Regions from separate parts of the Homo sapiens genome. Here region 1 is linked to region 2. Evidence: read pairs that join two places in POLR2A ChIA-PET (ENCODE). Cell type or tissue: Caco-2. All regions are shown on one strand. Each heading gives the region's core, and the rest is flanking DNA. Links, peaks and the distances in the headings are about the cores only. Region 1 overlaps TICRR (TOPBP1 interacting checkpoint and replication regulator). Region 2 holds the start of PLIN1 (perilipin 1).

Evidence for each region. Peaks named below come from ENCODE experiments on the same cell type or tissue, not always from the same donor. Only the 100,000 strongest peaks of a DNase experiment are listed, where the experiment ranks them.
Region 1: POLR2A ChIA-PET joins it to region 2 with 13 read pairs; 4 of 35 experiments call an interaction of 5 or more read pairs at or near these places.

Annotation. Positions count from the first base shown.
Region 1 is chr15:89,602,034-89,614,803 of GRCh38, forward strand. It overlaps TICRR (TOPBP1 interacting checkpoint and replication regulator), which reads left to right. Exons shown (of 22, transcript NM_152259.4): 13 at 763-859; 14 at 4,735-4,792; 15 at 6,770-6,916. Among named protein-coding and RNA genes, the nearest start is that of TICRR, 33 kb to the left of the region's middle. In Caco-2, for the core only: no CTCF peak of the experiment used is centred there; no DNase peak of the experiment used is centred there.
Region 2 is chr15:89,669,371-89,681,419 of GRCh38, forward strand. It overlaps PLIN1 (perilipin 1), which reads right to left and starts at 9,997. Exons shown (of 9, transcript NM_002666.5): 1 at 9,881-9,997; 2 at 8,075-8,133; 3 at 3,840-4,044; 4 at 2,112-2,194; 5 at 610-874; 6 at 130-302. The coding sequence starts at 8,119. RefSeq lists silencers at 2,942-3,206, 3,748-4,042. In Caco-2, for the core only: a CTCF peak has its summit at 3,938 (motif pointing right); a DNase peak (open chromatin) is centred at 3,919.

The DNA.
Region 1 (12,770 bases), core at 2,243-10,242, 69 kb before region 2:
GTGTTTAAACTACAGTCCAGTCATCTTTGTCCATATAATTTGTTGAACTAATAGCTGCCCTTATGTCTGAATCAGAGAAGCCAACTATTAGAGCTCCTAATAGGAGCATCTGACAATCTTTATATTATCTAGGAAATATATAGTCATGTTTTGCTTAACAACAGGGATACATCCTGAGAAATGCATTGTTAGGCAATTTTTGTTGTACTAACATCAGAGTGTGCCTACCAAAACCTAGATAGTATATATTTTTTCATTTATGTATATTTTTTCATATGGAAAAGCTAATGTTCCAGCATTGTTACTGAATAGCAGTCATTTCCCCTACTTGATCTGTAATGCCAATATCAAGTGTCATTTATTAGGTTTCTATATAGGCTCCATTATAACCTATGGGACCATTGTCATATATGCAGTTCGTCATTGAAGGAAACATTGCATGACTGTATAGTGTTTATTTCCTATTTCACAAAGTCTTCTTTACTGTCCACATGAGGTCTCCAGAAACTAGGCCTTCTATGAAATAAGCTTAGAGTTTCAGCTTTTTAAATTTCCCTTGATGCTTTTCGTTGTTCATAACTGGTTGAATTTGTTACTTTTGAAAATTCTGGGGTGACTTGTTTTATTATAAACCCAGAACAACCTTAAGATAACTGGCTTTTATTTAAATCATATTTTATTTTACTTAGACTCCAGTTCCATTTGAATTTAACTATATATAACCTCTATCTAGTATGTATTAACTATTTCTATTTTTAAAAGGAAAAATGCATTAATAAGACATAAAAGCATTGCTGAGGTTTCACAGAATCTTCGACAAATTGAAATTCCTAAAGTGTCAAAGAGAGCTACGAAAAAAGTAAGTAAACCTTCCAGCTTGAGATGACACAGTAAATAAGAACAAAAAGGCAGTGTCCCTACTTTTAGGAAAATGAACTTTGGAGGATACAGAAATAATATTAAATATTTTTATGAATGTGTATAAAACTATAATCCAAGGAATAAAGAAATATAAACTTGTCAAGAGATTAACAATTTTACTCAAGAGTGTGATAGTTAGAGGTAATGTGAAGAAAAATGGCAAGTAAAAGTTAGGAATGAATTAATTCAAAATCTTTAATGTAGATAGGAAAACTCATAAAACAATAACTAAAATAAGCAAAGCAGTCACTGGAAGAGAATATACAATTGTAAGTGGACTTTGGTTGCATACCAGAAGGTGCTTTTCAATATGTTATATTTTACTTTAATAACAAATTTAGGCCAGGCACAGCGGCTCACACCTATAATCCCAGCACTTTGGGAGTCAGAGGAGGGAGGATAGTTTGACACCAACAGTCTGAGACCAGCCTGGACAACATAGCGAGACCCTGTCTCTACAAAAAATAAAATTAAGAAAAAATTAGCCAGGCATGGTGGCACATGCCTGTAGGCCCAGCTATTCAGGAGTCTAAGGCAGGGAGATTGCTTGAGCCCAGTAGGTCAAAGCTGCAATGAGCTATGGTCGTGCCACTGCACTCCAGCCTGGGTGACAAAGCAAGACTTCATCTCTTAAGTGAATTAATGAATGAATAAATGAATGAATAACAAGTTTTTTGAAAAAGATGATGACCATCATGGAGCCAGGAGGTGGAGTAGTCGCCCCTTATCTGCAGAAGATATGTTCCAAGACCCCCAGTGGATGCCTGAAACCACAGATAGTACTGAACCCTATATATAGTACTGTTTTTTCCTATGCATGCATAAGTTCAATTTGTAAATTAGGCACAGTAAGAGATTAACAACAATAGTAAAATAGAACAATTATAGCAATATAATATAATAAAAGTTATGTGAATGTGGTCTTCCTCTCAAAATATCTTATTGTACTATATTCACCCATTTTGGGGCCATGGTTGACTATGGGAAACTGAAACCATGGAAAGTGAAATCACAGATAATGGGGTACTATTGTTGTTTTTTTCATGGCAGTTGATATAAGGACTTGAGGTTTTTATTGGTTGAAAAAAAAATAAACCTAGCTGGAATCTGTTTACTAAGTAGAATTAATGTCTCGCTGAGGAAAAAAGGGAGACTAAAAACACAATGAAACTTTTCAACTGCATGAACTATCTGAGAAGAGTTAAAATTCAATAAGAACTATCTTTAGAAGCATTAATTATTATAATAGTGGTTTGTTCTGTTTCTAGATATTTGTAGCAGTCCTTTGGAATTGGAGGTGGGATTTCTTTTAAATGGTTAATGGTGTTCACTTTCTTATACTTTGTGAATAAAATGCATATCTTATATATCTCACAATCCTGATTGAAGATTGGAAAATCCGAAAGTGAATGGCCAAAAGTTGCCAGGCCTTTATTCTCACTAGATTTTACAATGATTTGCAGATCTTTCTAGCACACTTTGAAACTTTGGTTTTAGATTGGACAAGACAGTTTTCTTCTCTAAGATCAGAATTAACGCCTGGGCGCAGTGGTTCATGCCTATAATGCCAGAACTTTGGGAGGCCAAGGCAGGAGGAATCACTTGAGCCCAGGAGTTGGAGACCAGCCTAAGCAACATAGTGAGACCTTGGCTCTACAAAAAATTTAAAAATTAGGTATGGTGGTGCACTCCTGTAGTCCCAGCTACTCGGGAGGCTGAGGTAGGAGGATCGCTTGAGCCTGGGAGTTTGAGGCTGCAATGAACTATGATGAAGCCACTGCACTCCAGCCTGGGTTACAGAGAGAGACTCTGTCAAAAAAAAAAAAAAAAAAAAATTGAGGTCAGGATTTGATTGTGGTTAGTAATGTTTTTTCATGTCAAAGTTGGTACCATAGATAAGTGACAATTGTTTAACTGAAAGGACCAGATGTTACATTTTTAAAAGAATAAATCTCAGTTCTCTGAAGGACCAATATAGTTAACTCGGGAAGCAGTGAACTTACAACTTAAGCGTAGACATATAGTATTAATTACATTAATGTATATTAATTTCTTTTACGTATCTTAACTCCAGAAGATCACAAGGATTAAAAAAAAAATATTTGATCCTGCCTTAATACCTTCAGGACATACTCTCCTAGTTTTTCATTCAATTACATGGATTAACAAGGGTTGACAAACTTTTTCTGTAAAGGGCCAGATAGTAGATGTTTTAGCCTTTGCAGGCCATACGTCTCTGCAACATCTATTCAGTTCTGCTATAGTGGAAAAGCAGCTACAGGCATTATGGAAAGAAACGAGCATGACTATGTTTCAGTAAAAACTTTATTTTCAAAAACAAGAGGTGGCCCAGATTTGGTCTGTACACTGTAGTTTACTGAACCCTGGATAGGAAATTGGATGTATGACTTTTATTTTTATTTTTATTTTTTGAGATGGAGTCTCCCTCTGTCGCCCAGGCTGGAGTGCAGTGGCACGATCTCGACTCACTGCAAGCTCCACCTCCCGGGTTCACGCCATTCTCCTGCCTCAGCCTCCCGAGTAGCTGGCGTGCACCACCACGCCTGGCTACTTTTTGTATTTTTTAGTAAAGATGGAGTTTCACCATGTTAGCCAGGATGGTCTCAATCTCCTGACCTCGTGATCCGCCCACTCGACCTCCCAAAGTGCTAGGATTACAGGCGTGAGCCTCTGCGCCCAGCCGGATGTGTGACATATTTTTACAATTATAGTTTATCTCTTTATAAGAGTTATTAATCAATATAAGTAAGAATGATCACATCTCATGTCTTATCAGCAAGACCTTGGTTATATCACTGAGACCATTTGTTAAGTTTCTGCCCATATGTGGTGGCTTCTTCAATTATTATGATGAATTGAAAAAACAAAAAATCTTTAAAAAAACAGTTTCCTTGTTTTGATGCATCTGGGGTTTAGACTCTTGAATCTTCTATTGTAATAGCAAGTACATAGCAGTCTGATAAAGAAATGTTTCTGAGAGTATAGCCTCCCTCTAATTAATGTATATGGCTTTTCCCTTATTAGGTATAAAAGGTATGCATGATTATCGTTAAAAAGTTAAAACATATAAAGTTAAAAGTTAGGGTGTTCCTTCTCCATCCATTCATCAGAAGTAATCACTGATGATAGTTTGTTGTGTATATTTCCAGGCCCTTTTCTATATGCACCAATAACACCAAAGATTTATGCAGATCCGTTATATACATATATATAAATGATATAACTTAGAATACTTAATATTTTCCTTTTTCCTCCCTATCACAGATCTCTATGTTAGTACAAGTTGAGTATCTCTTACCCAAAATGCTTAGGAGCAGAAGTGTTTCCATTCTTAGATGTTTTTGGATTTTGGAACATTTGCATTACATGTACTTACTGGTTAGCACCCCACATCCAGAAGTCCAAAATGCTCCACTGAGTGTTTCCTTTGAGTGTTGTGTTGGCACTCATGAAGTTTTGGATTTTGGAGCATATTGGATTTTCAGATTAGGGATGCTCAACCATATATAGAGAGGTCTTCCTTCCTTACTCTTGTAATGTCTGCATTGGATGGGTATGTAATTTATTTAACTGTTTCACTCTTTATGGGCATTTATAGTGTTTTTTATTTTGTGTTATTACTATAGTGCAGCATTGAGTGTTTTTGGAACATTTCTGTTGTACATTTTATTATTTCTATTATGGATCCCTATAAATGAATTACAAGAGTCAAAGAGTTCATGTGAAATCTTTATTCTTTTATTTCAATGAATGCCTATTTAAATTTTCTTTCTGGATTTTCTCATGTTTCAGGAGAACTCTCACCCTGCTCCTCAGCAGCCTTCCCAGCCAGTGAAAGATACAGTGCAAGGTATACTGTTTTCTCAGTGTATGTATTTATTCACTAGCATGACAACTTTATTTTTATTGTATGTATTTAAGCAGCTGCTTACAGGTGTAAATTAAGGCTTTGTATGATTGTTGGCTAATAAAATATGTCCAAATACCATGGACATAGTCCCCTAGGAATAGTCTCAAAATATTGTATTTTACAAAATAACTGGTCTGAAATCTTTAAAAACAAAAACAAAATTAAAAAAAACATCATGAAAGCTGGAAGAAAGGAAAAAGAAAAGAGGCAGTGGGACTGTTTCAGATGAATGGAGTTTAAGCATGATAGCTAAATGCATTCCATGATCCCTGCTTGGATCTTAAATTTAGGGAAAAAAATACTAGAAAGGATATTACTGAGACAACTAGAGAAATTTGAAGAAGCGGTGTATGCTAGATAATATTGTATCAATGCTAAAGATATTTTGAGTGTAATAATGGCGTTGGGGTTATGGAGGAGAATGTCCTTGTTTTTAGGAGATACATGCTGACCTTTAGGAAGTGAACAGTTGTTTGCAATTTACTCTCCAGTGTTTAGGGGAATAACGTACATACAGAGAGAAGGAAGGAGAAAACAAATATTGTCAGTTGGTGAACTTTAGTGATGGGCGTATGTTTAATTTTATTATTATTTGAAACTTGCTATAGAAATTAAGCTTTTCAAAACATTGGGAAAATAGAGAATAACAAACCAAATTTGGCTTTCAGGTCATAAATCAATTTCACCAACAGCCTAAGTTAGGTAACAGGAACTCTTATAATGGAGATAAGGAAACAATTTTTAAAACTTTGGTGTGTGTTATTGATGTCCTTAATAACCTTAATGTGAACCTTTATGTCATTGATGGGTAAACACAAGGGTTGCTCCCAGTTTGTGGATCCTAGATTATTTGGTTTGGGTTTAAATGATTAATCTTTGAAGAATTCACCCTTGGTGAATTTTTGGATCACTTCCACCAGACTATCTTAAGATTAAGGTATTGTCTTGCTGGCTTTGCCACGTACTTCTTGACTTTTCAGCTATTTTTTTCTAACTTTGAGTCTAGATGATGAGAACTTTCATGCTTTGGAGTCAAGAATAAAATTTAAAATGTCCCAGCAGCTTAGTAAAGTAGTCAGAAGAAGAAGAAAGAAATTATAGAATTGAACAATTCTTTGCTCAATGCTGAGCTGAATACACAGCAGCAAAAATGTCCAAAGTGAGAAAAATAATCATAACATGGGATATATTAAAAGGACGATGACCTATGTTAGCCATCCTCTTACTTAAGAATTATGTCCATCTTACATTGAGTAGCTTCTAACTCAATAAGTGGTGGGGGCCTTCCTTGTGTTCCTGAAAAGTTAGATTTAAATTGAATTCGTAATGGAATACTACAAACCACTGTATACCAACAAATTGTATAACCTAGATGAAATGGACAGACTCCTAGAAAGATACAAACTACTAAAAACAGACTCAAGAAGAAATAGAAAATCAGAATAGATCTATAACAAGTAAAAAGTTTGAATTAGTTATCAAAAAACTACTCACAAAGAAATGCCCAGGACTAGAAGTTTTCACTGCTGAATTCTATCTAGCCTTTAAAAAAGAAATTAGCACTAGCATTTATTATGGTCAACTGATATTCAGGGTACCAAGACAATTTGATGGAGAATGAATAGTCTTTTGCACAAATGATGCTGAGACAACTGGATATCCACATGCAAAAGAATGACATTGGACCCCTACCTCATGCAAAATAACATATAAAATTTTTTTTAATTTGCAAAAGTAAATATTTTTAATGCATTATGGGAATATGCTATTTAAGGAAACCTTATTAGCATATGTGACAATAGCAATCTGTAGTTTCCTCAAGGAGCTTCTCTGTTTTGGTTATCTTTTCTCAGATACGGCATTTATTGATGATAATCTTTGGGTTTTTCTTTTTCTTTTAATTTTTGATGCTTTCAGAAGTGACCAAAGTTCGAAGAAATCTTTTCAACCAGGAATTGCTTTCCCCTTCAAAGAGATCACTAAAGCGGGGGTTGCCTAGAAGCCATTCTGTGTCAGCTGTGGATGGTCTAGAGGATAAACTTGACAACTTCAAGAAGAACAAAGGTACCACATTTCAGAATAGCTAGGAAAAAGGAAAGGGAGATTCTGTAAGATTAGTAGTAATGTACCGTCTTTCTTTCCTGATTTAGTAATTTGAGTCTTCTTCCCTCTTTTTTCCTTCAGTCTAGCTAAAGGTTTGTCAATTTTGTTAATCTTTTTTTTTTTTTTTTTTTTTTTTTTTTGAGACAGGTTCTTGCTCTATCACCCAGGTTGGAGTGCAGTGGCGCAATCTCAGCTCACTGCAGCCTCCACCTCCCAGGCTCAAGTGATTCTCCCACCTCAGCCTCCTGAGTAGCTGGGACTACAGATGTACACTACCACACCCAGCTAATTTTTAAAATTTTTTTGTGGAGACATGGTCTTATCATGCTGCCCAGGCTAGTCTCAAACTCCTGAGCTCAAGCGATCTGCCCTCCTCGGCCTCCCACAGTTGCTGGGATTATAGGCATGAGCCACCACACCCAGTCAATTTTGTTAATCTTTTCAAAGAATTTACTTTGGTTTATTGTTTTTTCTCTATTGGTTTTCTTTGTCTTTTTTTTGAGTCAGAGTCTCACTCACTCTGTCTCCTGGGCTGGAGTGCAGTGCCGTGATCTTGGCTCACTGCAACCTCTGCCTCCCAGGTTCAAGCGCTTCTCCTACCTCAGCCTCCCCAGTAGCTGGGATTATAGGTGTGCACCACCACACCCGGCTAATTTTTGTATTTTTAGTAGAGACGGGGTTTCACCATGTTGGCCAGGCTGCTTTCCAACTCCTGACCTCAAGTGATCTGCCCGCCTCAGCCTCCCAAAGTGCTGAGATAGGTGTGAGCTACCGCGTCTGGCCTCTATTGGTTTTCTAATCTCAGTTTCATTTTTTTTTTTTCCCTCTATTGGCTTTGGTTTTTGTTTGCTCTTTTTCTACTTTTTTAAGGTGAAGTTTAAGCTATTGATTTGAGATCTTTTTTAATAAAGCACTGCTTTAGGCATATCCTATAAATTTTGATATGATTTGTTTTTGTTTTCATCATCTCAAAATATTTTCTAATTTCCCTTGTGATTTCTTCTTTGATCCATTGGTTATTTCGGAGCGCATTAATTTCCACATATATGTATTTCCTAAATTCTCTTCTCTGCTTATTCTAGTTTCATTCTATTGTTGTAAAACATACATTGTATGATTTCAGTCTTTTGAAACTTGAGACTTATTTTGTGGCTTAACATTTGGTCTATCCTGGAGAATGTTTAATGTGTGCTTGAGAAGAATGTGAAGCATTCTATAGATGTGTGTTGGGTCTAGTGGATTTATGGTATTATTCAAGTCTTCTGTTTCCTTGTTGAGCTTCTGTTTTATTGTTTATTTATTATTCAAAGTGGCATATTAAAGTCTCCAGCTATTATTGTTGAATTATTTATTTCTCCCTTCAGTTCTGTCAATTTCTGCTTCATGTATTTTGAGACTCTGTACTTAAGTATATATGTCAATAATTATTATGTCTTCTTGATCAATTAAACTTCTTACCAATAGGTAATGTACTTTGTGTTTTGTAATCTTTCTTGGCTTACAGTCTGTTTTGTCTGACAATAATACAGCTCCCCACCCACCAGCTCTTTTGCATAGGATATCTTTCATTGTCCTTTTACTTTCAACCTTAGTGTCTTTGTATCTAAATTAAATATCTTATAGACCTCATAGAGTTGGATCATGTTTTTTTAATCCATTCTTCTTATCTCTGCTTTTCAATTGCAGTGCTTAATCCACTTCTATGAATGTAATTACTAATAAGGAACAACTGTCATTTTCTATGTTTTATGCTTTTTTGTTTCTCAATTCCTGTTTTTTTGTATTTAGCTGATTTTTTGTAGTATACTAGTTTAATTCCATTCTTTCTTTTTCTGTGTATTTTTAAGTTGTTTTCTCAGTGGTTACCTTGGTTAACCCAGCTACTGGTTACCTCAGTTAGCATCTTAAGCTTAAAAGAACCTGGCTTTATGAATAAAGCCAACCTCTTTTCAATAATATACACTCTGCTACTATGTATTTCTGTCTCTTCTTCTTTATATTGTTGTAGACTGCATCTTTATACATTGTGTACCTGTTAATACAGACTTAAATTATATAGGGTTTAAAAAAAAAACAAAATTACCATAATGCTGGCTTTTATATTTATCTGTCTAGTTACCTTTACCGTTGTTTTTTATTTCTTCTCATGGCTTTGAGTTATTGTCTACTACCTTTCATTTTAGCTTTTCTTACAGGGTAAGTCTACTGATTATGAACTCCCTCAGCTTTTATCTATTTGGAAATGTCTTACTTTCTACTTTATTTGTGAAGGACATAGAATTTTTGGTTGACAATTTTTTTTTCCCCCTTCAGGACTTCAAATGTGACATCCACTGCCTTCTGGTCTCCCAAATTTCTGATGAGAAATCAACTATTAATCTTATTAAGCTGCTTCTCTATTGCTGCTTTCCAGATTCTCTCTTTGTCCTTGGGTTTCAACACTTTGACTACAACGTGTCTCAGTGTGAATCTCTTAGAGTTTATTCAGCTTGGAGTTCGTGGAACTTCTTGGATGTATATGTTCATGTCTTTCATCAGATTTTTGGAAGGTTTTAACCATTATTTCTTCAAAAAATTTTCTGCCACTTTTGGTCTCATTTCCTCCTTAGACTCCCATGATATATGTGTTGGTACACTTGATGGTGTCCTACAGGTCCCTCAGACTTTGTTCATTTTTTTTTTAATTATTTTTTCTTTCTGCTCAGGCTGGATAATTTCAATTACCTTATCTTCACGTTCACTGATTCTTCTGCCAGCTCAAATCTGTGGTTGACCCTTCTAGTTAGTTTTTTCATTTCAGCTCCAGAATTTCTACTGGATTCTTTTTTATCATTTCTATTGCTTTATTGATATTCTCATTTTGTTCATATATTATTTTCCTGATTTCCATTAGTTTCTTATATATGGTTTAAGTGAGCTCATTGTGCATATTTAGAGAAGTTGATTTAACATCTTTGACTAGTAATTCCAATGTCTTGGCTTCCTTAGTGACGGTTTTTGCCAAATTTCTCTTTTCTGGTAAATAGGCCATACTTTCTTGTTTCTTTGTATACTTCGTAGTTTTTTGTTGAGGACTAGTTATTAGGGATATTATAATGTGGTAACTGCATGGAGGTCAGATCCTGTCACCCCTCAGGGATTCCTGTTCTTTGCTTATTAAGGATCTCAGCTATTCATTTGTGCCTTTTCTGAACTATTTGTGTAAAGTATGTATACCTTGTTGTGTGTGGTCACTGAAGTTTCTGTCTATTATCTCTGTGGTCAGCCAATGACCTAAGAAGGATTTCCTTAAATGTCTGATTCAAGAAACGAGGAGGGGGAAGGTGTGTCTGTCCCTTAAACTTCTGATAATTGGGAGAAACCCACTGTAGCCTAAGAGAGCTGAAACCAAGGCAGTGTCTGCACTGCTCCTACAGGAATCTGCCTGGTTGACCAAAGCATGCAACCCCCAATTTTTGGAGGACGAGGTCTTCACTGTCTGCCCTAGCACCAGCCAGCTGCTCCTGGAATGTGGGCTGCTATCCCAATAGCTACAGCAGGGATGAGAAAAGGGAAATGGTAGCCAGTTCATGCACATCATTCCCTTCCTAAAGATCATCAGTCTCTCCCATCATCAAGCACTTCCTAGGTTATTACAGGTGTTCAATCAAGTTGCCAGGTTCCAAAATAGTGAATTCTGATCTTTTTTTCTAGTTTACTAGTTATTTGGGTTGAGGGACTGACCCCTAGAGCTTTCTTCTCCATCATGTTGCATAACCTCACTCCCCTTGGAGATTACAATTAAGATATTAACTTATAACAGCCTAGTTCTCATTGATACCAATTTAACTTTGACAGTTTATAAAAACTTTGCTATTGTATAGTTCTACTGACTATCCCTTCTTAGTTCTATATTGTCATGCAAATTACATCTATACATTGTATGCCCATCAACACTGATTTATAATCATTACTTTGTATTTTAAATAACAGGGGGGAACAGTTACAAATAAAAAACACTTTTATAATGTTTTTCTTATATAGTTACCTTTACCAATGCTGTTTAACTCTTTATGTGGACTTGAGTTACCCTAGTGCCCTTTCCTTTCAGCCCACAGGACTCCTTTTAGTATTATTTATAGTGTAGGTCTGCTAATGACAAATTCTGTTTTATTTTGTTTCATTCTGAGAATGTGATGATTTCTCCTCATTTTTGAAGAATACTTTCATTGGGTATAGAATTCCTGGTTGGCAGTCTTTTTTCTCTCAGCACTTTGAATATGTCATCACACTGCCTTTTGTCTTTTGTTTCTGACGAGAAAGCAGCTGCTAATCTCATCAAGGATCTGTACACGATGAATAGCTCTCTGGCTTCTTTCAAGATCTTCTTTTTTTCACTTTTGATAGTTTGATTATGATTTGTCTGGTTTTGGATCTCTTTCACTTTATTCTACTTGTATTGAGTTTCTTAGATGTGTAGTGTCTTTCATCAAATATGGGTCATTTTTAGCCAATATTTATTCAAATGTTCTTTCTGCCTCTTCCTTTCTGTCCTTTCCTTCTGGACTTCCGGTATGTGTGTGTTGTGCTTGATGGTGTCACAAGTATCTGAAGCTCTGTTCATTTTTCTTCATTCTTTTGTCTTTATCTTCCTTAGACTGGATCATCTCAATTAACCTTGTCTTCAAATTTGTTGACTCTTTCTTTGCCACCTCAAATTTACTTTTCATTTTTGTTATACTTTTTAACTCTAGAATTTCTATTCGCTTTTTTTTTTTTTTTTTTTTTTCCGTCTGTTGATATTCTCTGTTTGGCAAGTCATTGGACTCATATTTTAGATCTTTAGGTATGATTTTCTTTAGTTCTTTGAACATATTTAAAACAGCTGATTTAAAGTCTTGTTCTAGCCGGGCGCGGTGGCTCACGCCTGTAATCCCAGCACTTTGGGAGGCCAAGGCGGGTGGATCACGAGGTCAGGAGATCCAGACCATCCTGGCTAACACAGTGAAACCCCGTCTGTACTAAAAATACAAAAAATTAGCCGGGCGTGGTGGCGGGCGCCTGTAGTCCTGGTTACTCCGGAGGCTGAGGCAGGAGAATGGCGTGAACCCAGGAGGCAGAGGTTGCAGTGAGCCGAGATCACGCCACTGCACTCCAGCCTGGGCAACAGAGCGAGACTCTGTCTCAAAAATAAATAAATAAATAAATAAATAAAGTCTTGTTCTAGTAAGTCCAATGTCTGGACTTTCTCAGGGACAGATTCTGTTGGCTGATTTTTTTTCCCCTGTGTATGGGCCATACTTTTTTGTTTTGTTTCTTTGCATGACTCATAATTTTGTTGACAACTGGATTTTTTTTTTTTTTTGAGATGGAGTCTTGCTCTGTCACTCAGGCTGGAGTGCAGTGGTATGATCTTGGCTCACTGTAGCCTCAAACTCCCTGACTTCCTGGCTTAAGCAATCCTCCCACCCACCTCAGCCTCCCAAGTAGCTAGCTGGACTAAAGGCATGCACCACCACTCCTGGCTAATTTTTGTATTTTTTTGTAAAGATGTGGTTTCACCACGTTGGCCAGGCTTGTCTTGAACTTCTGGACTCAAGCAGTCCGCCTGCCTCAGCCTCCCAAAGTGCTGGGATTACAAGCATGAGCCACTGCACCCAGCATGGATATTTTAAACAATATAATGAGGCAGCTGTAACAATCAGATCCACCCCAACCCTGCCAGGATTTGTTATTGTTTTTGTTTAGTCACTTTTCTAAACTATTTGTTTAAATTTTGTATTCTTTATCATGTGTGGCCACTAAAGCCTCTGCTCAGTGGTCTTAGTGGTCAACT
Region 2 (12,049 bases), core at 3,703-11,702:
CCCCAGCCCACGTTGGAAGAGAGAATGTTCTCAGGACAGGAAGGGGTGATGGGTGGGGGATGGGAGGGACTAGGAGGCCCACAGGGCTCCCAGGCACCGGGTCAGTCAGAGCTCACGGCAGATACTTACCAGGGGCACCACGCCTGGGATCCACATGGCCACGGTGTGGCCCTGCTCCAGGGCCCGGGCCATGGTCTGCACGGTGTATCGAGAGAGGGTGTTGGTCAGAGCCCCAACCCTGCTCAAGAGGCTTGGCTTGGCCTTGGGAGACTTCTGGGCTTGCTGGTGTCCAGGAGCAGGGGCTGGGTAGGGATTTGGGGGGAAAGAAGAGAAAACAGGTCAGAGAGGGGCCGGAGAGATCTGGGTCATGTCTAGGACTGGAAAGTAGGTGTTCTAGGTCCACCACAAACTCACTGGTGAGTTCCACAACTCACTTTCCCTCTTTACAGATGGGGTGGGGGTGGGGGGGGTAAATGATTATGAATCCATCTGAAAATCCCACTGGCCTTCCCTATTCCAGAGCAGTGGCTGGTTGAGCCACCTCCTGCTGATTCCCAGGCAGTGTGTGTGACAACTCACTCCCAGGCCGAGCCTCCGAATGGCAGGTACCTGACTCTTCCTTGTCTGGAGGGAGGAGGTACTCCACCACCTTCTCAATGCTGCCCAAGGCCAAGTCGGCCCCTCCAGAAGCCAGTCGGCCAGCTCGAGTGTTGGCAGCAAATTCCGCAGTGTCTCTGGCCACCCCCCAGGCAAGCTCGCACCCGGCCAAAGCGGCCCCCAGGACCTTGTCTGAAGTGCTCGCGATGGGAACGCTGATGCTGTTTCTGGCACTGCGGAGGCGGGTGGAGATGGTGTCCTTCAGCTCAGAAGCAATCTGGGGGAAGTTGGTGGGGGTGTTAGGCATGTGGTCTTGCAGGCCCTACAAGGGCTGCCCTTCCGGGGTCTGGTGGCCTGAGCCCAGCTCCCAGGAAGGCATCACCTAAAGGCCCAGGGAACTGGTACTGATATTTAGGTACCTGGAATTAAGCTGGGCTTTAGAGGAGAGGGCTCCAACCTTCCCTGTGCCAACTGTTTGGATCTCCTGGCTTCTTCACCCCGCATCACAGCCTGTCAAGATCCCTCCCATCCTGTGAGGATGACCCCAAAGGCTCGTCCTTGGTGCCACCTGTCCTGATACCCTTGGGCTCACAAGGAATCTCCTCCATCCTTTCCTCAGAACACAGCATTTCTGTTGATTTATAGGTGTGCTTGATCTTCCTACAAGTTCTGCACTGAAATAATTTGTCTTTTTCTTCATTATTCTGGGAGCTCTTTTGTGACAAAAATGTTGCCTTTTATCTGGAAAAATGGGGAGCAAAGAGCACAGGTCTCACAGCTGAATAGACCTGCTCTCATTGTCCCCACTTAAGGCTGTGTGGCCGTGGGGGAGACACTGGTTTCCTCTCTGTAAAATGGAGATAACAACCCCTATCCCAGAGGGTTGACAAGTGGATTAAAGAAGAGCGCTTGATAAAGCATAGGTGATGGCCCCGGGCATAGGGTAGGGCTCAGTACCTGTTTGTGGGAAGGGTAGATAGTTGGTCAGTGAGATAGATGAGGTCAGAGACTGAAGCTTATTCCCCAGAAGCACCAAAAATGAGTCCTTATCATAGCAACTACCCAATAAATATGTAGCCAGGTAAAGTGACCTTCAATCTCATGGTCCATAAAAGGTTGGATCTTGAGGATATGGGATGACACTCCTGGGATCTGAATGAGTGTGACTCATGATCTTAGGCAGCTGTAGTTGCCAAGTGGTCCAGGGCAGACTATGGAACCTCAGATCCCAGGGTGCGGTATCGGGAGGCAGTGGGACCCGCCTCAAGCTCCTGTTTGGGTTTGCCTCTGGGCTCGTGCCTGCTGGTCCCAGAAACCCCACCTCCGTTTAGCTTCACAGGGAGAAGAGGAGCCTGTTGTGTGGCCTTGGGAGCAGGCACTCTCCGCCAGCCTTGGAGGGTGCTCACCATGGGACACAGACTTCCAGTCACGGCATCAGCAGCCCCTGCCCTCTCCTCCCTGAGAGGCGGTGACGACAGAGTGCAGGGAGGCTTCGAGAGGTGGGAAGGGCTCACCTTTTCAGGGGGGTACTGGAGGGCGGGGATCTTTTCCTCCAGGTGGTCCAAGCCTCGGCAGGCCAGCTCATTGGCAGCTGTGACTGGAAGGAAAGGGCCAAGTTTGGGTGAGCCCTGCCCCTCCCCATGAGAATCTAGCAGTGGCTTCTGTGCCAAGGAAGTGACTTGGAGCCCTCAAATCCCAAGGCCTGCTGCCTCCCCAGCATCTCTGGGCCCCAGGCCCTTTGCCCTCTTTCGCCCTTGTCTGCAGGGACTCCTCAAGACCCGGGCCAGTTTCTTCTGTCTGTGTGGGAACTCTGGAGTCGCTCAGACCTGCACTCAAAAGGCCAAGTGACCACATCTAAGAAGCCTGTGGCCTCAGCTAGTCACAGCCTGTCTGAGCCTCTGCTTCCTACCTTGTAAAAGGTGAATTAATGGTGCCTGCCTGGCAGGATTTTTGTGAAGAAGAATGATGGGAGCTATATGAATCACCAACAAGTACCGTTCTTTCCCTCCTTCTCTTCCTTCCTGACCTGCAAGGGGGCTCTGAGTGAGCATGAGGAGGGAGAAGAGAGGTGTGAGAGGGAAGCAGATGGCAGTGAGGCCTTGGGGCTGGGCCTGCTTAGCTATCAACATGACAAACTCCCAGCACAGCCAGTGCAGGCCCCAGGCCGTCCATGCTCTTCTTTTTAACCACTAGGTGTTGAGATGGTCAACTGTCCGAAGAGGGTCACAGGGAAGGGAAAAGAGTTGCCCCCGGAGAGTGGGCATGCATCAGAGATGCACCTGCTTCAAGGGGATCCCGCCTGGATTGGCCGGGACATCGGCTCTGCAGCCATGGCCAATGGGGGCCACAGCTTTCAAGGAGAGTTCTTCATACTCTTTCATATATTCTTTTGCCAGATACCTTATTTTTCTTCACAAAATTCTCAAGCAGCAGAGAGCCCAGATGACTTGGCTGTCTTCCAGTTGGGCAGAATGAGACTCAAGGAAACTATTTAAGGAGATTGTAGCCAGGGACAGGGCCTGGGCCTACTTCACATCGGTCCTCTCCTGTTTGCTGTGTGGAGTCCTCAGCTACCCATAATTCTGTAATTAGGATGGTGGAAGGTACCAGACTTTTTGGCATTGCTGCGATTTCCCTCAGCCCTGTGTATGCCTTGGAGACCACATTTTCAGATGGGGCAGAACAATTTGAGTGGTGCACATCTGGTAAGGCCAGTAGGAGAGCCATCTTCTGCCTCTAGGGCCCTGGCTGGAGGCTCTCTGCCACCCCCACCCGTCATGAGCCGCTACCATCAGCTGCTGGGCTCAGCCAGCTTTCCCCTCCCTCCGTGCCCTCCGGCCCTGCCAGGCCCCCTAGTGCCGGCTGCCTCTGCCTCTGCCAGACTCTGCTGGTTCTTGCTGCTGCTGCTGCCTGTGCTGCGACAGTGAGTGTCTGGTCTGCCATGGGCCCTACCCTCACCACTGCCTGCACAGCTCTGCCTTCCCTTCCCCTGCAGATTCTCTGGCCATCATTGTTATCCTAGGAAAATGCCAGCTGGGCCATAGATAGGCATCTATAGAAGAAAAGAGATCTGTATGTATACCTTTATAGCCATAGATAAGAAGACCATGCAATGGGATGTGGGCAGTTAAGCAGACAGACAAGCAAGTTATCAGACAGTCAGACAGACTGAGAGGCGGACAGACAGACTGGAAGGTAGGCAGTGAACAAGCAGGCAGCTGCTGAGCGCCGCAAGGACTCACACTGGGTGGACAGCCTGCGGACCACCGGCTCCATGCTCCAGGCAGCCAAGCTACTGGCGCTCTGCACGCCCTTCTCATAGGCATTGCACACAGAGGCCACCAGGGGGTGGGCTTCCTTAGTGCTGGTGTAGGTCTTCTGGAAGCATTCGCAGGTGCCACTCACCACCGGCAGCTGCAGGACCCGCTGCAGCACATTCTCCTGCTCCTGGTGCGGAAGGAACACATTCAAGTTGTCCCACCTCCCTCTCCAGCCTCCCGGGAAGCTGACCCCGGGGTCATGGGGACCAATGGTGCAACTAGCCTGAGTCCAAGCGACCTGGGAGGAACCAAGGCCAAAGAGGTCTCTAGATGCCCCAATCATGGGAGCGTGGGAGAGCCCATGGGGAAAACAAGAGTCAGCCGGCCATGTCCTCCTGGTCACCATCCGGGGTGCTGGAGAGCTGCCAAGGCAATCTCTGTTCTCCAGGGACCAAGTCAGATCCCATCACTCCCACCCCCACCTCAGCTCACTCCCCTGATACCTACTGGTAGAGAGCAAGTGTTGTTAATGTCTAGAGTTTTAGTCCACCTTTGATTGGTGGCTTCTCCAAACATTTTTCTGGTCTTTCTGGGGTACTGCCTCCCTGCCTGTGTATCCCGACCCCACTGCCTAGAACGCTCACCTTCCCTCCCACAGCCCTTGCTGCCTGGCAGAATGCCATTCCTTCAAGACTCTGCTTGACCAGCACTCCCCCTGTGAAGCTTCCAGACTCTCCTCCATCACGTCGGAAACCACTCCCTCCCTGGCTCTCTCCACATTCGTCACACCGTGCTGTGGTTATGTGTGTTCATCTCACTCCCCGTAGACTGTCATCTCCGCATCCCCAGAGTGTAGGCCAAACATGGCACAGTAATATTAGCTGAATACGTGAACCACAGTCAGGGCTGTGCCTAGTAGAATGTGTAGGTTTAGATCTGCCCAACTGCACAGAATCACAGAATCTTAGGGGACTTTGTAGTAAGAATCCTTTCCATCCTTCCTCTGGTCGACTTGTATTTGTTTTTATTTATTTATTATTTTTTATAGAGACAGGGTTTCACTCTGTTGCTCAAACTGAAGTGCATTAGTGCCATCATAGTTCACTGTAACCTCCAACTCGTGGGCTCAAACAGTCCCCACACTTGTGCCTCCTGGGTAGCTGGGACTACAGGCCTGTGACACCATGCCTTGCTAATATTTTTATTTTGTAGAGGAGGGGTCTTGCCGGTCTTGAACTCCTGGACTCAAGTGATCCTTCTGCCTCAGCCTCCCAAATCACTGAGATTATAGGCCTAAGCCATTGCGCCCAGCCAAGACTTATATTTGAATGTCTCCCTGAATGAGAGCTCTCCCCCTCACAAAGTGGCCTGTGTCCCTTGTTGGACAGCTTTGCTGAGCTGAAATTTGCCTCCACCCCCCTGTTCCACACTCTGCCCTCTGGAACAAAACTGAGCAAACCTATTTCCTCATCCATGGGTTGGCCCTTCACATATTTGAAGTCAAATATGTCTCCCTTTAGAAGTGCCGCCATCATGTTAAATGGCTCCAGTTCCTAACTTCGTTTACAAATGGTTCACACTGTGGTCTGGTGACCCCCTCTCCTGGACATGCTACAGTTTTACATTATCTTTCTTAAAAATATACTACCCTCGCTTGAGCCCAGGAGTTTAAGGCCAGCCTGGGCAACACAGGGAGACCCCGTCTCTACAAAAAAAAATAATAAATAATAATAACATAATTAGCAGGGCATGGTGCTGTGTGCCTGTGGTCCCGGCTACTCGGGAACCTGAGGCGGGAAGATCGCATGAGTCCGGGAGTTGGAGGCTGTAGTGAGCCATAATCACGCCACTGTACCACAGCCTCGATGACAGAATGACACCCTGTCTCAAAAAACAAAAAACAAACAAACAACACTCAAAGACAGCACTCTGGGTGCGATCTGCACGTGCTGGGTGTAGTGGAACAATCGTTTATCATTTCCGGGGTGCTGTGCTGTTAGTAATGCACCTTTGGCAGCAGTCACATAATTAAGTTTTAGGTCACCTAGGAACCTTAGTGAAAAAACACTGGTCTTTGAGTAAAAGAATGAATTCTAGGGCTAAGTGTAGAAGCTCATGCCTGTAATCCCAACACTTTGGGAGGCTGAGGCGGGAGGATCATTTGAAGCCAGGAGTTTGAGACCACTCTGAGCCACAAAAAAAAAAAAAAAAAAAAAAAAAGCTGGCCATGCTAATATTTGATGGCATGTGGACTACACAGTCCCAGCTGCTGGGGAGGCTGAGGTGAGAGGACTGTCTGAGACCAGGAGTCCGAGGCTGCAGTGAACTATGACAATGCCACTGCACTCCAGCCGGGGTGACAGAGCAAGACTCTATATCTAAAAAATAAATAAATAAAATTAAAAGAACAAATTCTAGGCATGCAGAGGGAAAGAACATTTGCCAGGTGCCATTATGCTGCAGGCACTGGTCTGGGTGCCTTGGTGACATGAGCTCACTTAATTCTAACAGCCATCCTCTGGGGTCAGCACTGTCACCAACACTGAGTCGATGAGGAGATTGACAATCAGAAACAGGAAGTGATTTACCCAAGATCCCACAGCTGATAAGTGGCAGAGCCAGGATTCCAACACAAGTTGGAAATGGCCTACCTGGGATTACCTTCAAAATAACATGAAGTGGGGGAATTAATGGAAGTGAGGACGAGGCGGGATTGGCCACGAATTCATGGTCTTCGGGGCTAATAAAGGGTACGTGGGGCTTCCTATGTTCTTTTCTGTCTATTCTTATGAATGTTGAGAATTCTCCATATCAAAAGTAAAAAGAAAAAAAAACCCAGGTCAGATTCCGATGCTCAGGCTCTCTGTAGCTTTGAATATGACACTGTGGCATGGTTTTGCTCGCAAAGTGAAGACCTGACCTGTTCTGTTAGTAGGAGGCAGAGTTCAAAGACCCCCATCAATGACACCTACATGTACACTAAGACAGAGCAGCCCACAATATCTTAGTTTTTTTTTGTTGTTTGTTTGTTTGTTTTTTTGAGATGGAATCTCGCTGTCTCCCAGGCTGGAGTGCAGTGGCGCGATCTCAGCTCACTGCAAGCTCTGCCTCCTGGGTTCATGCCATTCTCCTGCCTCAGTCTCCCAAGTAGCTGGGACTACAGGCGCCCGCCACCATACCCCGCTGATTTTTTGTATTTTTAGTAGAGATGGGGTTTCACTGTGTTAGCCAGGATGGTCTTGATCTCCTGACCTTGTGAACCGCCCGCCTTGGCCTCCCAAAGTGCTGGGATTACAGGCGTGAGCCACTGCACCTGGCCAATATCTTAGTTTTTTATCCTGCAGGTGAATTTGAAATTTGAACTAGAAATAGACTATGACTATAAACAAGAAAACATTCTTTTTAACATTTTGGACGAGGCTTCAGAGGTTGTTTTACACAAAACCGAAGGAGGAAAGAGATCCTGGGAAGGGAATAAACCACCGTCTGTTAGAATGGCTTAACCATGTACTTGACCATTTTACGCCTCTCTCTGTTCTATGATTCAATACAAAACAAAGTGATTCCTAGTGCAGGAGTTAGTAAAAGCGTAACTTGGGCAAGGTGGATATTGCACAGGTTCATAATTTTTAAGTTTCACTATCCGAACTGTGCCCAAATCTGAGATGCCTTGCCAGGAGCCATCAAGCATCCCTAAAAGTATCAAATCACTTCAAGTCACAGTGAAAACCAGGTCAGAGATAGAACACCAGACACATGGAATATCCCACCCTTCCCCCCACACAGCAGCACAGGCTGTGCACCGTCTAACTCCGACAGGTGACATTTGCCGTTATGAATGATGCTGGAGACACAGAATACAGTGGCTCTGCACTGAATGCACATCCAGCTGGGTGGTGGACAGAGCATGGGCTTCTGCGTCAGGGTTTAAACAGTAGTTTCCTTCCTCTCCACTCCCCCCGTCCCTAAGCCAGGATTTCTGTCCCTTTTTTTCAAGGTGCTTAATTTTTAATAGGCATCTTTTTTTCCCCTCCCAGATCCTCCAACTGCCCCCTACAAAAGGTGGTGAGGGCAAGAATAACTAAGCCATGGTAGTCAATGAACTAGGATTATAATCTGGGAATATCTTGCTCTAAGTCCCCTGCATCTCCCCTCCCTGCTTCTTCCTCCTCCCTCAGTTGTCCATCCCCTGTCACAGATGAGCCCAAGTTACTTACAGGGAGGTCTCCATCCAGCAAGGTGAGGCCTTTGTTGACTGCCATCCTCGCTCCTCAAGCTGCAAAACAGAGTCCCAGGTCCCATCAGAAGCCCTCAGGCTTGAGCTCCACTGGGTCACTTCCCTACCTCTCATGGCCACCAACTAGGCCCAGGCTGCCTGGGGGCCCATTTGCCCTGAACAGAAGGCATTAGGTTGGAGGGTGAATATCACACACAATAGCCCCACTCCTTAGGGTCCCATAGCAATGAGTTGCTCCATAGCTTACTTGTCAAGACTGATGTTTCTTTCTTTTTCTTTTCTTTCTTTCTTTTTTTTTTTTTTTGAGATGGATTCTTGCTCTGTTGCCCAGGCTGGAGTGTAGTTGCACAATCTCGGCTCACTACAACCTCCGCCTCCCGGGTTCAAGGGATTCTCCTGCCTCAGCCTCCCAAGTAGCTGGGATTACAGGCGCCCACCACCACGCCCGGCTAGTTTTTTTTTTTTTTTCTGTTTAGTAGAGATGGGGTTTCACCATGTTGGCTAGGCTGGTGTCGAACTCCTGACCTCAAGTGATCCACCTGCCTAGACCTCCCAAAGTGCTGGGATTACAGGCATGAACCACCACACTGGCTAATTTTTGTATTTTTAGTAGAGATGGGGTTTCATCATGTTGGCCAGGCTGGTCTCGAACTCCTGGCCTCAAGTGATCTGCCCACCTTGGCCTCCCAAAGTGCTGTGATTACAGGCAAGAGCCACCATGCCCGGCCAAGAATAATGTTTCCTATAAGAGTTCAGGTTAAGAGGCCAGGCGCGGTGGCTCAGGCCTGTAATCCCGGCACTTTGGGAGTCCAAGGCAGGCAGATCACCTGAGTTCAGGAGTTCAAGACCAGCCTGGGCAACATGGTGAAACTCCGTCTCTGCTAAAAATACAAAAATTAGCCAGACGTGGTGGTGGGCAGCTGTAATCCCAGCTACTTGGGAGGCTGAGGCAGGAGGATCGCTTGAGCCTGAGAGGTGGAGGTTGCAGTGAGCTGAGATCCTGCCACTGCACTCCAGCCTGGGTGACAGAGGGAGACTCTGTCTCAAAAAAAAAAAGGAGTTCAGGTTAGGAAATAAAAAATGCAGGTAGCCATAAGAGATAAAAAGTTTTAGATAAAATCTTAAGGCTCTTAAATGAGGGTCCAAAAGAGACTAAAACAAGAAGTTTCAAGCTGGGTGCACTGGCAAGCACCTGTAATCCCAGCTACTGAGGCTGACATGGGAGAATTGCTTGAGCCCAGGAGTTTGAGATCAGCCTCGGCAATACAGTGAGATGCCCATCTCTAAAAAAATAAATAAACAAGTTAAAGGTTTCATCTTTGAAAAGGCTCTGGGTTAATTCCTCTATTTCTCTCTTTCTCTCTGTCTGTCCCTCTCCCCCTCTCCCTATCTGTTTTTTGAGACAGGGTCTCAATCTGTTGCCCAGGATGGAATGTGGTGGCACGATCATGGCTCAATGCAGCCTTGACCTCCTGGGATCAAGGTACCCTCCCACCTCAGCCTCTCATGTAGCTGGGACTACAGGCATGCACCACAATGCAGGGCTAATTTTTTCTCTTTTTTTATAGAGACAGGATCCCACTGTGTTGCCCAGGTTGTTCTTGAACTCCTGGGCTCAAGTGATCCACCTGCCTTGGCCACCTGCAGTGCTGGGATTAAAGGCATGATCCACTGTGCCTATCCAATTCCTCTATTTCTAGATTCTGGTATCTATACCAGAATCTCTCCCTCAGTAGTTTCCCTGCAGAGTTTTTCATCCCCAGCAAAATCCCCAAGAGGCCCTTACCTTCAACTTCTTCCCTTTAATGTTCATAAACAAGCCATGTAAGGCAGGTGCCCCAGGACCCCAACACTCACTCCGGCTGACCGCCACCTCAGTCTCACAGAGCCCAGGCTGCAGAGTGTCTCCTCAGGCAGAAACAATTCCTGTCACTCCTGGGAGGCTTGGGCAATGCTGCTTCCACCTCCCAGCTAGAGGAGGGCAGAGAGGGAGAGACAACAGGGTCAGCCAGTTGTCATGGTTATATGACCCAGGGTTCCCCAGGCATATCCTAACTTCTCTAAGGACATTTAGCAAACAAGGAGGTAGGTGGCAGAGCTGAAGGAGATCCAGGCTCAGAGGACTTAGTATTCCAGAGCCATGAAGCATCAGTTCTGTAATGTTCCTGCCCTCAATTCACAAAAATCTGCTTTCCAGAAAGAAGGTATAGGGATAGACATCATTAAACTCAAAAGCTCTAAAGTTCTATATACCTCTGCAATCTTTTGGCTCCTTTTCCATAGAGGGTCTTGTGGGAGTTTTCAATCCATTTCTCTCATCTTTTCTTATTTACTAGCAAGACTGAATGCTGAACAGTAAAATTTAAACCCACACAGAAGAGTTCATCTGAATGTATTCATCTTTGATTATGGAGATAAATTGCCCTCAGTGAAGAAGCGACAGAGCCGGGAGTTGAGTTTTTGACAATATAGCCTTTGAGTTGAGGGAGGAATTCCCACTTCTTAGAATTCAAAAAAATTTATTGAACTTTACCTGGCCTAAGATGCTACCAGAATGAAGAGTAGGAGAGCCAAGTAGATTTTTATTCTCCTGGGTCTGGATAAGCGACAGTGTTGACTAGGATTCTATCACTAATCAAGAGCACCCAGACAGCCAAGAATTAGCACCACTCAACCCTTCTTTACCCAGGACTCAAGCACAAGCCCAAGTTCTAGTTCCTGGCTTTAGATATGATGGAGGACTATGGTATAAGCCATAGCTTTCAGATTAACTAAGAAGGGCCTCTTCATGAAAACAGACAATAGGAAAACAAAACTTATTTTCTTTGTTGCTGGTGGAATTATATGTATTGTTGACTCTGTTAAGTCACACAGTGTGGGCAAGAGAAGAAAGAGGCAGGGGTGGGGAATTATGAAAGATCCTTGGTAATAAATTACGTATCTGTGATGCAATAAAGTAGGGAATGAGAAGGCAGGAAAGGGAGGAGTCAAGCAGGGAGGCTTCAAAGGAGTAATACGCTATACGTTTAATACTTATTGATCCAACCTGTGCTTTTCAAATGTAAGGCAGTAGAGAAGACAAAGTATTTAAAGAAGTGGCCTCTGCCCTCACCTCAAGGTTCAGCACAAATTATCTGTGAGGCTGTGACTGGACAGCAACCTGAGCCAAAGGGCAGTTTTCAGCCTTCAGAGTAGTGGCTTTGGGCCAGAGGGAACATAGGGCTTTGTGCCTGAAAGCTCTGCCAAATCAAATAGTCCTTTGGCTGCTTTAGCTGGGAGTGCAGAATGTGGGTGAGAGGTGAGAAGTGGTGAAAGGGCCTAGGAGAGTCCCGAGGGAAGACAGAAGTGTTAGTTTTCTAGCAGTAGCTTGCAGGGCATAGAGTTCTATCTTCTTTCCTTCTCCGTACCTACCTGCTTTCCCTACCCCTCCACCAAGTGAGAGCAGGGACCTAGGTCATCTTGCTCACAAGTGGATACCCAAAACCATGCATGGCACTCAAACATTCATTGTTGAATAAATGAATTGTCAGGCAACAATGCTCAGTTGTGAATGTGCTGGGCTGTACATCTACGAAGAACTTCTTCGATTTTTGGCATCCCTCATGAATGTGGAGGCTCTGGGGTGGAAAACATTAGTTACAAAGAAGGATTCACAGGGTGGTACCAGGACACCATTAAGGTTTACACAAACCTCTTAGAAGAGGTAGTATTTCCCAAACTCCCCACCACTCACCATTGCAGAGGACAAAAGTACCAAGATGGATACCACTGTAACATAACATACCACCATGAATTCAAGGCAGACTTACCTAGGCAGAAGCCAGCCAGCGATTGACAGGGCTACTGTAGAGCACCATCTCCATGGCAGCAGTCTAGATGAGTTCATTTCAGAGGTCCCTCTCAACCCAGAGGCTCTACATCTCAATCTTTCTCCATCCTCCTCCTCAGCCTGGAT